2 separate regions of the Homo sapiens genome follow, and region 2 is linked to region 1. The links are chromatin contacts, found by Hi-C or POLR2A ChIA-PET in ENCODE. All regions are on one chromosome and are shown on one strand. The core of a region is the stretch at or near the end of the contact, and the rest is flanking DNA. Distances in the headings are between cores, read along the strand shown.

The links. A loop is a pair of places that touch in the nucleus more often than their neighbours do. ChIA-PET counts read pairs that join two places held with the same protein, here RNA polymerase II (POLR2A). Pooled maps may share reads with other maps.
Region 2: a pooled map shows a loop between it and region 1 (2.4-fold over the local background). The contact joins two enhancer-like sites. A Hi-C loop is called at or near these places in 5 of 168 maps with a recorded cell type or tissue (Caco-2, Calu3, MCF 10A and 2 more) and 4 of 50 pooled maps. POLR2A ChIA-PET finds 5 or more read pairs at or near these places in 6 of 52 experiments (H1, HEK293, K562 and 3 more).

Annotation. Positions count from the first base shown.
Region 1 is chr11:20,110,076-20,117,172 of GRCh38, forward strand. It overlaps NAV2 (neuron navigator 2), which reads left to right. Exons shown (of 38, transcript NM_145117.5): 37 at 4,517-4,720. Among named protein-coding and RNA genes, the nearest start is that of DBX1, 47 kb to the right of the region's middle. RefSeq lists enhancers at 1,498-2,397, 2,398-3,297, 4,102-4,603, 4,604-5,103. Within about 2 kb of position 2,561, at least 30 of the 41 ENCODE cell types and tissues checked have a DNase peak (open chromatin) inside an H3K27ac peak, as active enhancers do.
Region 2 is chr11:20,010,896-20,017,992 of GRCh38, forward strand. The region is part of intron 11 of NAV2 (neuron navigator 2); the gene reads left to right. LOC124902644 (a long non-coding RNA gene) reads right to left here. Exons shown (of 2, transcript XR_007062616.1): 2 at 1-7,097. Among named protein-coding and RNA genes, the nearest start is that of NAV2-AS3, 33 kb to the left of the region's middle. Within about 2 kb of position 3,001, at least 6 of the 41 ENCODE cell types and tissues checked have a DNase peak (open chromatin) inside an H3K27ac peak, as active enhancers do.

The DNA.
Region 1 (7,097 bases), core at 1,311-3,810:
ATGGGAAAGTGAGGCCCCAGCCATCTGGGGCAGGGAGCAGAGACATGCTCCCATCTCAAGACTCACTAGTTCAGTGTGAGGCAGGAAAAGTCATCACTGCTTTGTGCTTAGAGGTCATTTGAAGGTTAGTCTTTCAAGAGTGTGGAGCTGCAAAGGGAGGCGGCCAGAGTTTGCATCCCACTAAGTGGCTCAAAAGTGAGTCACTATGCCCCAAACTTGTGACCTCGCCATCCTGATCAGCCCAGGAGACTGTATAGACTGCGGATTCCTGCGGAAGCTTGCTGTGTTCTTCATGCCTCTGGTTTTGAAGGAACATTTGGTGATGTTTTTTGAGGGCCTGCTACTTGACAGGCACCATTAGGGGCCCGACGTGCATGATCTCATTTAGTTCTGACAGCCCAGTGAGTCTCTTAACAGATGAGGAAACTGAGGCTCACGGACGTTCTTGCCCCGTACCATGTCCACTCAGCAGGGTATGGTGGAGTGCGTGTTGGTGCCCAGGACTAGCTGGCCCCTTGGCTACTTCTGTTATTTTCAGGCTATCCTGAGGACACCCATCACTCCACTGAGAAGCCACAGGTGGCTTGGGGAACCAAATACTGAATTTTATAGAGTGGAGTTCTCCCTATGATTTCATTTGACAAAAGGATTCCTTTATTTTTAAAAAATTAAAATTCCCTACTCTCCTTTGTGTTACTTTGAGTCCACACCTACTCTAGGGTCACCTGCCCCTCACCTAACCCGGGTAAGTGGCCATGAAGTGAGCACATTGCAGTTCAGAGTGAGGTTCTAGGCTGAGAACAGGTGGAGTCCCTAGAATGGGTTCTGACAGGGCTACCGTGCACCAGGAGCTGGGATGGAGCGCTGCCCATGGTAGTATGGATTTGGTGGGAACGTAAGGAGACCTGCTGTCATCAGGGGATGAGGATGGCTTCCAGGTAGCCCCTCCCACAGGTACACCCGTGCCAGGAGGAAACATGATATCGCCCTCTAGTGAGCATAAGGTAGCACTGCAAGGGCGTGTAAGTGCAGATGCACTTGTGGAACTGCTTGGAGGACCTTCCTGAATGTGCAGCCGATGCATCCTTCTGTGATGTGCACACCCTCCCAGGAGCCCCCTGCATCCCACAGTCAGAAGGCTCACAGTGGCCCAGGTTTTAGTTTTCAATGTCTCAGCTCCCTGTTGTCCTGCTCCCATTTTTCCTGACCCAGTGGGGATGCCAGGTTCCTTCTCCTGCCTTAGGGAAAGTGAATGTCCTCCCCTCTGTGTCTGTCTGTCCAGATGTCTCTGCTGCTGCCCTCGGGGCCTGCAGTGGAGCTGAGGAGCTTTATGATGTTTCCTTTGCTTACCACAGTACTTACCCAGCCATTCATCACCCAGACTTGAACATGTCCAGTGACAAGTGAGGAGGCTTGTAAAAATATTTTCTGTTCTTGCAGATGATGTTAACATGTACCTAATGTGCATTTGTCTTATGACTCAGTCCTGAGCCCTGCTTCCCTTTGGAGCTGTCATTGGAAACACTTGCCAAAGTGTCTAAAGTCTGCAGGGTAACTCAAAAGGCCTTTCTCTGTGCCCAGGGCAGGCTTGGTGCCTGCAGGGAACAGGAACAGTGCAGAGTCAGTGTGGGGCCATTTATCGGATTATCCAGCCTGCTCTGAGACCCCAGACAGGTCTCCCGTCTCTTGGCCTTGGGTTCTCCATCTATAAATTGACAAGTTTGGACTAGAAGAGTGTTTTTTCAGGCTGGTTTCTATGAAGCCCAAAAGTTCCCCAGTCTACTCAGTTGAGGACCAGAGATGAAGAGCAAATGTTTGAAAACCATGGTGCCAGATAATCTCTGAGGACATGTTCAGCTCCAGGAGTTCTAGCCTCTGTGATTCTGCAGCCCTGAGCATGTCCTCATCCAGGCTGTAGAGTGGAGACAGAAGCAGTAGCTGTCACAGAAGCAGTAGCTGTGAGGGTTTGGTTCAGCCTCATGTGAGGTCTGGCTTGGGAAATGCAGCCCAGTTTCCACAGGGAAAGACCTCAGAGGGAGAAACTTCTCAAAATTGCACAAATGGTTCTAATGTGGAGCAGCCTTCTTCTGCTCCAAATATCCCACTTTTGCATTCTCTTCTGCCCTGAGACACATGCCCACATACACACAAACTCATGCCCCTCACACGATTCCTTCCTGCTCACACAATAATTGCTTTTCAAATGCCAGACTGAGCTCCTAGGCCTGAGACTCACTCCTGCCCCAGGTTAAGGAAGACTTAGCAACAGACTGGGCCAGAGCGCAGGACGGGAGGAGTGCTGGTGTCTGGGAAGGCAATGAGTCATAGGAGGCTGCATGACTTAAGCAGAGGGGGTGATAGCCACGAATACAGAGAGATGGGCCCATCTGAGAAGGGGCAGGGTGGGCAGCTTCCCTGACAGAAATCATAGCTAGAGGTCCCAGATGGCACAGACAGTCATGGGAGTATGGGCACTGCTGGCAGGGACAATGAGCCCAGCAGGCTGTCACACTGATATCTGGCCAACAGCCTGCTCCGCGTCTCCCTGCTCTGGGTCTGGCTGAGTCACGTGGCTCACATGACTCAGAGTTGTTCAAGGTGGTGTCAGTCAGGAGGGGTGGAGAGGAAAAAGGCCTGGCAAAGGAAGCTGAGGTTCTAGGTTCAAATCGGGCTCTGCCTGACAGCCTTTCTCAGCGGGCTCTGCTCTTCAGGCCTTGATTGGCCCATCTGGTAAATGAGGGGGTGGGGCTAGGTGGCCCCAGCTCCTTCCCCTTGGAAAGACGTGGTTTTGTTGGTTCAGAGCTCAGCTTCACACTGTTGTCAGCACCTTGCTCTCTGTACCCTCTCCACGGCAGGATTCGCGGGAGGGCAGGGAGAGCAGACAGACAGACAGACAGCCGTGGCCACCCTAGAGACACACTGCAGCCGTGGTGGCCCACAGGACTCTTTAGTCTCTGTGCTCTAAGGCCCCCTGCAGAGTCCTCTCTGCAGAACTACAGGTGACACTGCCCTGGCTGTGAGCATGTCCTGCCACATGGACCAAGTGGGCCAAACTAGTGGGCCGTGGAATTGAACATACTTAGTTTCCAATTCTGGCTTCTCTCCTCCCTGGGCCTATTTCCTCATCTGTAAATCACGGATATTAGTACTTCCTCTTGGAGTTGCACGGTGGTTAAGCAAGGTATTCGTAAAGCATTTCTCACGGTACCTGGCACAAAGTCAGCTGGAAGATGTGGTGGTGTTAAAGGAGAAAAATATAAAGCCTATACCTAGCTGTGTAATATACAGAGCCTCGTGTTGGGCCAGTCTAGGTTTCTGTTCTTCAAAGAATGTATGTATTTCTTGAAATTGCTAGTAATGGTCACTAAAATCATTTTACCATTAGATAATTGAGGCTTAAGAAAAGGAGCTTGGAGGCATGGTGTTGATCTTACCATAAAATTAAGTGATAATATAGTTTACTGTTTTAAGAGCCAATTAGCTATTATGGAATTTTGAGAAATACATGACAAGAGAGAAGCCCTCATAATTTCACTGCCTATGTGCAACCTCTGTTAGCAATTTGCTGTTTTGAAAAGGAGTAGCACTTCTATATAGGGGCTGTAAGAGTCAGACCCATTTCAAGAAACGGGGTTTTATTGAGCCAGGACCAGCCCAGCACAGTGGCTCACACCTATAATCCCAGACCTTTGGGAGACCAAGGCACGAGGATTGTTTGAGCCCAGAAGTTCAAGACCAGCCTGGGCAATATAGAGAGATCCCATCTCTTAAAAAAAAATGTTTTAAAAATTAGCCAGACATGGTGGCACACAAGTAGTCTCAGCTACTTGGGAGGCTGAGGCAGGAGCATCACTTGAGCCCGGGAGATTGAGGCCACAGGGAGCATGATCATGCCACTATACTCCAGCCTGAGCAACATTGCAAAACCTTGTCTCAATACAAAATCAAAGTAAATATTAAGCCAGGGCCATTGTGACCTCTGCCTGCAGTGTTGGTGCCCAGAACCCAAGGTATGTAGGCAGTATTCTTTGGGTAGATGCACCAAATGGAGTACTAGAGCTGGCTCTTGAAAGCTGATAGCACCTTTTTCCAACTCCACATCCAGTGACATCATGTCAGTGGTTTGAAGTCAGTCATGGTGGGATTGTACCATGGATGTTGGCAAATGCTTCAAATCAGGTCATTGTTTTTCCCCAAAAGCCAGTTTTTCAAATTGGATTATCAAGGCTCAGAGTTTAGGGTCACACGGTGAGTCAGTGGCAGAGCTGAGACATGAACCTAGATCAGCCTGACTCCAAAGCCTGTATTCTAGACCACTGGGTCATGCTGCCTTCAGCCTTAGCACCTCGAACTGTCTGCATCTTGGATGACTTCCTGAGCATGGAATAGAAGTGGAATTACTCCATCAGGGAAGGCATGATGCTGGATTTGGGGAGTTTTTCAGAAAGCTGCAAAACTGGGGCTACGAGAGAGATCTGGGCCACTTCCAGACTGTTCCTTCTTTGCCTGTTTTCAGCTCTATGGAAGGCGCGCCCCCTGGGAGGATCCTGCCAAGTGGGTGATGGACACATATCCATGGGCAGCCAGCCCACAACAGCACGAGTGGCCTCCCCTGCTGCAGTTACGGCCTGAGGATGTCGGCTTCGACGGCTACTCCATGCCTCGGGAGGGATCGACAAGCAAGCAGATGCCCCCCAGTGATGCTGAAGGTGACCCGCTGGTGAGTCCTCAGCCACCAGAGCAGCTCAGCATTCCTTTAGCACTTACTGTGTGTTGGGTATGATGCAGAGCCTCTGGAAATACAAAGGTGACTAAATCCAGCCTTGCTTTGGAAGGCTGGACCCAAATGACTGGGCCATTTTTGCCAATATTTTCTTCCATGGTTTTAGTTTTTCACTAAAAACTTCTCCTCTGAAATTTTTTTCTGGTATTAGATAACAGATTAAGAATTGATTTTTCCCCTTAAATGTTCTTATACCTACTGTCTCTATACAACACTTTGCCCTCTGATTTGGGATGCCACCTCTATTACCTACTATCCTATTACTTTGATCTCTCCTACCGATAGCAGAGCAGAGGAAGAGATTGCTAAGGACCAGAAGCCCAAGGCAAATGATAGGGTAAACAGGGAGAGGTCTGAGGGCAGGAGGGACTCACAGAGGGGAGGAGGCCTGAATATGAGTCCCATGGCCATTGAGATGAGCTAAGTCTTTCACACTGTTTAAGCTTCTTATTTATTCGGCTGTTGCTAAAACAATAAAGGCCCTTTAAGAAGCACCCAGGCTGGGGTGGCTCACACCTGTAATCCCAGCACTTTGAGAGGCCAAGGCGGGTGGATCGAGGTCAGGAGATCGAGACCATCCTGGCTAACATGGTGAAACACCGTCTCTACTAAAAATATAAAAATTTAGCTGGGCGTGGTGGCAGGCACCTGTAGTCCCAGCTACTCGGGAGGCTGAGGCAGGAGAATGGCGTGAACCCGGGAGGTGGAGCTTGCAGTGAGACGAGATCGCGCCACTGCACTCCAGCCTGGGCAACAGAGCAAGACTCCGTCTCAAAAAAAAAAAAAAAAAAAAAAAAGCACCCGGGCTGGGTGTGGTGGCTCATGCCTGTAGTCCCAGCACTTTTGGTGGGCAGTTACAGCCTGGGCAACGTAACAAAACCTCTTCTCTACAAAAAATACAAAAATTAACTGGGCATGGTGGCACATGCCTATAGTCCCAGCTACTCAGGAGGCTGAGGTGGGAGGAGGGCTTGAGCCTGGGAGGCAGAGTTTGCAGTGAGCCAAGATTGTGCCACTGCACTCCAGCCTGGTTGATAGAACCAAACCTTGTCTCAAACAAACAAAAGAAACACCCGGGCCAATAACAGTAGTATTTCTAATCGATTGTAGTACTCTACCAATATAAGACCCACACAGAGTCACACTGCTAAATTAGACCTAACAAATCAAAAGCCCAGTAAAATAAAAAGGAAGCAAATATACCAAAACCTCCCATGGTTAAAGGACTATTATCATGCCTTAAATTTAGCCCCAAGCTTTCTTGGCAGGCATAGCAAAAAGAAAACATAACAGAGAATATTATTTACATTACCTAATGAAAGAAAATATTATAAGAGATGTAGCAGGATTAAAAGACAACTGATTTACTGTTCTATTCCTAGCAGCTAATTAAGTCCCTAGATTAAAAAAATAATAATAATATTAATAGGCGATTCAGGTTGTCTGCCATCCTACTGTTTGGTGGGATGTAGCTGTGGTTCTGTTGAAGATTGCAGTGGGAACTGTATTTTTTAAGGATTTATTATTTGTGTTGCCATGTACAACCTAGTTTGCAATATTTATAACAGTAGTCTTACAAAGGAAAGAAGCATACTTTAAACAGCCGTTTGCAACGTTAACCATTGCTGAAAGCCAAAGTCACGGAGGTATTTTTTGCAGGGGCAAACTCATGAGGTCTTAACTTACATAGAAAATAGAATTTAGTATATTTAGAGGAAAGAATGGCCAGCCCATCCCTAAACAATCTTTTCTGAGCCAGTAACATTTGTATCACTGGTTGGACACAGAAGGTGTGTAGGTAAGACCCAGGATTCTTGGAAATGCAGAAACAGATTTCTCCTTCCAACCCCAGGCCCCCAGAAGTGAGCTGTGCCAGTCCAGCCACTTCCATTACCGAGTTAGATATTTGGTATTTCTCCTCAGTTCTGCTCTTTCTGCCCAGGGCCATATGTCTCTATTATCATAGCTCTCTTCTGTATTAATCCTTCTCACTCATGAGACTGAGACTTCCATGAAAACAGAATTTACTTGCTTTTGTTCCAGAACCATATACTGTGGACACACTGGGAGTGTTTAATGAGTGAATAAGTAATCCCAGTTGCCAAGGATTGTCCATTATACTTCAGCTCTGCCTCTTCCCTAGTTATGGCTGTGCAGATGGACACCAGATGATGGTGCTTCTGCAGCCTGGCGCATCTGGGTAGACTCTGCAAAGCATCCTGAGGGGCAGCTGGATTGTATGCCCAGCTGCACCACATCTTGGCCCTAGCTCAGAGAGGCCCCATATTCCTGACTTACTTCCTATATGAAATAT
Region 2 (7,097 bases), core at 1,751-4,250, 99 kb before region 1:
TTAGAAGTTCTAACAAAACACCTTTATGAATAGTGACTGTAATACCCTTAATCCGCTAAACTTCCTGACATTTTAAACTAAGTGGATAGCTAGGAATGAAATCAGGCTTTCCCATCTCTCTAGTCTCTTCCTCTCCGCAGGCCTGCCTATGCATCTTCAGGATCAAGGTGCTGGGGTGCAAATTCTTTCTTGCTGTTAGGCCATCAAACTAGCAAAGACGAGGAAACACAATGCACTTTCTTCAGACTCCAGGTTTTGTAATTACCTGGCCTGACCCATAGCTTTTTTAAAAAAATGAGTTTTGGTGAGGTTTCTGTTTCTGATAAAAGATTGGGATTTAAAAATATTAAATGTGATTTTCTTGTTTTTTTTTAAGCCTATGTTTAATTTTGGAAAAAATATTGAAAATGCAGATAAGCAAACAATAGGGATAAAAGAAAAAGGTTGTAATGTTATATGACACAGAGAAATCTATCGTTAACACCGTGGTGCTTTCCAGGTGTTTTTTGTTCATGTAAGCACTTAGACATTTTGTTTTTTGAAAGACCAAACATGTCTTGAATACTTGCTTGCAATGAGTCACACACTAGTTTAAATTCTTTACATGTATTGATTCATTTGGTGTTTACAACACCTCTGGGAGTAAGAACTCATTGTACAGGTGATGAAACAGACACACATCGCTTAAGCAACGTGTCCAAAGTCACACAGCTAAAAGTGACAGAGCCAGGATTTGTAGCTAGACAGTGTGACTCTATAGTCTTTAATTTTAATTACATTATACAGCCTCTAAAAAATGAGAGATGTTTTATAATCTAATTTTGTAATTGTGTAGTACAGCATGAGCATTTTTCTTTATCAGGATTCATTAACATCATTCTTAATGGTCACACACAGGATTCCATTCTATGTGGCGGAGCCATAATTTGATTAACTGTCTTCCTACTGGTGAATATTTAGGGTATTTCACTTCTTTTGTTCTTATAAACAAAAATGCAAAGACCATTCTTGGACCTAATGTATGCACACTAGTGTGGGCTGCCAATAAAGCTTGTATTCTATATTTCCCTTATAATTCTGACATTTGTGTGTGCAGATGATGCCCTTGAGGCACTACAGAGGAGCATAGTCTCGAGTATCTTCTGGCAGTGGTGATGGGGCTACCCTGAACCATTCACATACTTTTTCTATCCGTACTCCATTGTTCCTGGTATGGTGTTTGGAAGAAAGTTGGCTGAAGAATGGAGTTTCTGTCTAGGTCCAGCTAGCTCCCTGCAGCTGAACCTCCACATATAGCATCAGTTTACATTGTGCTCTGAATTGAATGAGAACATTTATCTTTCTCTCTAAACTTAAGCAAAAATATAGAACTTGAAACTATTAGGTTGGTGCAAAAGTAATTGTGGTTTTTGCCATTACTCTTAATTGTGAAAACTGCACTTACTTTTGCACCAACCTAATACCATGATGGTGCCTACTGATAGAATCACCCACTCATGGCCGGGCACAGTGGCTCAAGCCTGTAATCCCAGAACTTTGGGAGGCCGAGGCAGGTGGATCACCTGAATCAGGAGTTCAAGACTAGCCTGGCCAACATGGAGAAAACCAATCTTTACTAAAATTACAAAAATTAGCCGGGCACAGTGGCACACGCCTGTAATCCTAGCTACTCGGGAGGCTGAGGCAGAAGAATCACTTGAACCCAGGAGGCGGAGGTTGCAGTGAGCCGAGATTGTGCCACTGCACTCAAGCCTGGGCAACAAAGTTAGACTCCATCTCAAAAAAAAAAAAAAAAAGAAGGGGGAAAAGAGCGACCAGGGGATAGGGTTGTTGTCAATACACTTTTAATACTCAAACCAGTGAAGTGGCTGTCTGTAAAGTCAAGAAAATCATCCCCAATGTGCCAATTACCAGTCTCAAGGCAAAAATCCAGAGGTGATAAAGAGTAGTTTTAAGCATGGGCTTTGAAATCAGAAGCCTGGGGGCTTACCAGCAGTGTGGCCTTGGGCATCTTACTTAACCCACTGCTCCCCAATTTCTTCATATAAACTTGGGATGATTATACCTACTGCATAGGGAATGTCAGAAGGATGAAATAAGACCAGAAAATTCAGCACAGTAAACACCATGATAAGAACTCCATAAATGGGAGCTTAAGAAAGCCCCAGAAGGACACTGATTTATGAATAAGTTGGACCTGGGTCCAGATTTTGGCTTTAGCATTTTTTGGCTATGTGACCTTGAGCAACTTACTTAACCTCTCTGAGTTGTAGATCATCTGTATATGAGAGATAATAAAATCTATCATACTGGGATATGTGAGTTTTGATACCAACGTTGTATACAAAGTTAGTAGAGTCTCTGGCGCGCTGTTGGTTTTCAGAACCAATAGCAAAATTTGTAAGTACTTTCTGTGTGCCAGTCACTCTATTTAACTTCTCTTCTTCCATTCAAAACAGTTTTTCTCTTAGAGACTAATGGTCAAATGGAAGGAGTTTAATTCTTAACCAGTCTATAACTTTTTCAGCTAGCCTTCCCGCTAGGCAAATACCTAGAATGAGTTGGGCTCTTTGCCAAACTTTTTTTTTTTTTCCTTTCATTGTAGACAAGACTGTGGTTCAGAGGTTGGGAAAGGTTTTGTGAACCTATTTTATAGTCCCTATAAACTCAGAAGGGAAACAATGAAATACCAAAGCTAAGGTATAGAACAGGTTTTCTTACAAGAGAAATTACGACCTCATGGAGCTGTAGGAAGGGTTCTGCGGGAAAAGGTATTTACAGCATTTCATACAATGCCCGGTCCCTAGAAAGTCTGCAGTAAATTCAAGGTCTGTCCCCAGTAGGGGACAGATGGATCATGAGTCAAATTCACAAGGCAAATGAATTTTCTTTTGAGAAGGAATTCAGTGGGAGATCTAGGGGTATAGTTTTACAAAACATTCATACTTGGAAGGTTCTTAGTGGACCTCTGGGGTGGCAGCCTGCTCAGTAAGCAGGAGAGTAATCTGAGAGCCACAGTCAGGAAGTGATTTGGCCAAAGTCAATGTGGTGACAGATGTAGGGGCTCAGCCCCAAGCTTCTGTTCTGTTCCGGTGTTCTCTCCTCTGCCCTGCAGCGCATCCTACAACATGAGGGCTGCATGACCGGGGCCAGTGGGAAAACTTTGGGTGAAGGAAGTGGAGTGAGATCAGAGTCCCCAACTGTTGGCTTAAGTCGCAGTCTGCCTAGGGGCTGCCAATGATGAGCACCTACAAGTTTCCTCTCCAATCCCTTCCTTCTCCCCGATTACACTTCCCCCTCCTCACCCCAGCCACCTGTCCCTCTCCCTCATTATCACCCTGTGGTAGACACAGTCAAGGATGTCCTTGGAGCTGGACTCCCATTGGAAAAAGCCAAAGAGTAGCACTGAAACATTTTCTTCATTCCCCATCCATCTTAATAGAGATAACAGTGCAGCTGCAAAAATAAACATTTGAACTCTCTCTGTGCCCCTACAGCACCCTTAATAAAATATAGATCCTCAAAGCCCATCATGTTCTTTTAAATCTCCTTTAATTTTCTGTTTAAAAGACCATGGCTAGGTGTATTTGGTCATGTCTGTAATATTCCAGCACTTTGGGAGGCCAGGGTGAGAGGATTGCTTGAGGCCAGGAATTCAAAACCCACCTGGGCAACAAAGCAAGACCCTGCCTCTACAAAAAATTTTAAAAGTTAGCCAGGCATAGGCCAGGTGCAGTGGCTCATGCCTGTATTCCCAGCCCTTTCGGAGGCCAAGGCAGGTGGATCACCTGAGGTCAGGAGTTCAAGACCAGCCTGGACAACATGGCGAAACCCTCTCTCTACTAAAAATACAAAAATTAGCTGTGTGTGGTGGTGCACACCTGTAGTCACAGCTACTTGGGAGGCTGAGGCAGGAGACTCACTTGAACCCGGGAGGCAGAGATTGCAGTTTGCCAAGATCACACCACTGCACTCCAGCCTGGGTGACACAGCAAGACTTCATCTCAAAAATAAATAAATAAATATAAATATAAATATAAATATAAATATAAATTAGAGGCATGATGGCACATGCCAGTAGTCCCAGCTACTGGGGAGGCTGAGGCGGGAGGATTGCTTGAGCCCAGGAGTTTAAAGTTTCAAGGAGCTGAGATTGTGTCACTGCACTCCTGCTGGGCAATAGTGAAACACTGTCTCAAAAAAGGTAGTTAATTAATAAATAAAAGACCTAATTGCCACATGGATTTGCTTCTTTGGGTTTTTTTCCTGTTTTCCTCTAAATAACCAGATTTATGATCATGACCAAATAGGCACGATAGCCTCACTTCATACTGTTCCCTGAAATACGTGTCGAGCATTGCCATCTGCTGCTACTCCTTATGGCCTTGGAGACAATGACACAGAAATTTTTGTGGCTGTTGTTCTTAGCCAGGGATGTGTGGGATGGGGTTTTATGGGGTAATCTAGGTTTTGCTATTTAGAAAGCTACATCTAGGGTCAAGTTTCAAGATTTTCACCAAAATTGTCAACTTTCACCATTGCACAGCATTCCTATACAGGCAGCCTGAGTACAGATTTTTCTGACTTTGTGGACAATAATTTCCTTCTCTTCTTCCCTATAATATGTCCTCACAGTTTACTATTTCTTTTTTTCTTTCATGGCATATCTCATGGATTGCGGTTAAATGTATTTGTTTTTTATTTGACTGCTTGGTACCCCCACATACACCCAATTATAAGCTCCACGAGGGGGTAGAGAGAGACATCTTCTCTTTGACATACCACTGTTTCCCCAGCACAATGCCTGGCACACAAAAGTCAATATCCAGCTGATATTTTAAAGAGAACAATCACTGCAAATATAGGAGGAGCGACTATAGTGTGGAATTTGGTAAATGACAGTATCTCAATTGGACCAAACCCAAAAGTATTAGAAGGAGCTGAAGGACTGTGGGATAACCTGTGAATGGCCCTGGCCCACTAAGTGTCTTAGTGTCATCTGTTGGCATAGTGACCTGGAGGTGTTCACTCCTCTAATGCCGTGTCACGGAAATCAAACAGGATTTGGCTCCAGTCTGTCGCTTGGCAGTTGTATGACTACGAGCAAATCATCTAAATTCTCTGAGCGCCGGTTTCTTTTTCATAACATGGGGATAATAACGCGTGTTAGAACAGTTCTTAGAATTAAATGAGATGAGATGTGTAGGCAGTAAAGCTTATAAAGTTTAATTATCGTTATTGTTGGGAGTAACTTCGACCTCTTATGTCCTTTACTGGAAATGCTGCCATTTTGGAGTTGATATAGCCGATTGGCACCCTTCCAGAAAAGACATCCCTGATGTTGGACTGAGGGTGGAAAGTCTGGATTTGTGAGTTGAGGCTGAAGATGCTGGCACCCACATGGTCCTGTTCCTTAGCTGTCTTTAAGGTTTTGTTAACAATCAGCTGGTTTCAGATTTAGAATGGGAAGGGCATAAGCATGGATAACAGATTGGATACTGTTCCTGCTGAATGAAATCTTTTGTTTAGAGATTAAGGAATATGTGTGCTTTTACATGTGAGTACTCACAAATGTGGAGTCCAGACAATCTCAACAATTAACCAACAAAAGGTAACAGAAACTGCAGCTCTATAAGATAAAATATTTGAAGCTGAAAGGCAGCTCATTCTGTTTTTGTAATATAATTGGAGCACAGTATCACCACTTCACTGGAAACAGTAGGGAGGGAGGGATCCACAATCTGGGTAAATGCAAAGAGTGAGGTCCTGCTTCCCTGGACCCAGTGGAAATAGAGATTCTGCATAAGAACATGAATAGGGCCAGGTGCAGTGACTCACGCCTGTAATTCCAGCACCTTGGGAGGCCAAGGAAGGCAGATTGCCTGACCTCAGGAGTTCAAGACCAACCTGGCCCACATGGCAAAACCCTGTCTACTAAAATACAAAAAAAAAAAAAAAAAATTAGCCAGGTGCGGTGGCGCACACCTGTAGTGCTAGCTACTCAGGAGGCTGAGGCATGAGAATTGCATGAACCTGGGAGGTGGAGGTTGCAGTGAGCTGAGATCGTGCCACTGCACTCCAGCCTAAACAACAGAGCAAGACTCTGTCTCCAAAAAATAAAAATAGAAAATAAAATAAAAGAAAAAGAACTTTAACAGGAAGGGAGGCCCTCTTGCTTATCCTTTAGGTCCTAATTCCCAGAAAAGAATAGAGGAAGTGGAAAAGGAATGGGGGAGATGCAGAGGCACACTGACTACCTTTCAAAGCTCTTTATTGATACTTTTCTAGGATCAGTTGTTATTAATGGTTTGAGAGTTCTCCAGAGGATAGTCTTTCTTTTCCACTAATGTCCCCACACCCGCTTACTAAGCTTCAAACATAGTAACCACCTTTCAGCCCCTCCAGCACACCCAGCCTCTCCCTCTGGTCTCTGCACTTGATGCGTCCCCCTTCCACTCCCCAACCCCTTCGTCTGGAACACCTGGCTTTCTCCTTCTGATGGCTGGTTGGTGCCCTCTCATCTTTCATGTCTTCCTTTAAATGTCACTTCCTGGGAATGGCCTTTCCCTACCACACTATTTAAAGTAAGTGCTTCCTGTGTGACTCTCTTTCACAGCACCCTGTTTATTTCTGTCATCACTTTCCCCGTAACATCCATAATGATTTTGCTTGTTTGTCTCCTCCATGTAAAGAGCTCTGTCAGGACTGGGGCATTTCCTTTTCCTCCGCCTTATATTCTCAGTGTCCAGTCTAGTATCTGGCAAAGGTTTTGCATTGACTATTTGTTGAATGTTGTTCATTTTCTACCCCAAAGCTGCCTAGTTTCCTATAATTCTTGTTGAAAATAATAAACTCCCTAGTATTAACTGCTGTACTTCAAAATCTTTGCTAAAGACTCTCCTTCCCACTGCCTGTTGCAGATCACACCCAGTAAAATTCCACACCAGGCAATGTGATGTGTGTCACATCTTTTAATGTGTCCCATACACACAGATCCTCTTTTAAACCTTTATGTTTTCCTTCTTGTTCATTCATCCAGGAGAGCTTTCCTTCCTCCCTCCCTCCCTTCCCTTTCTCTCTTTGTTCTGTTACTAGCA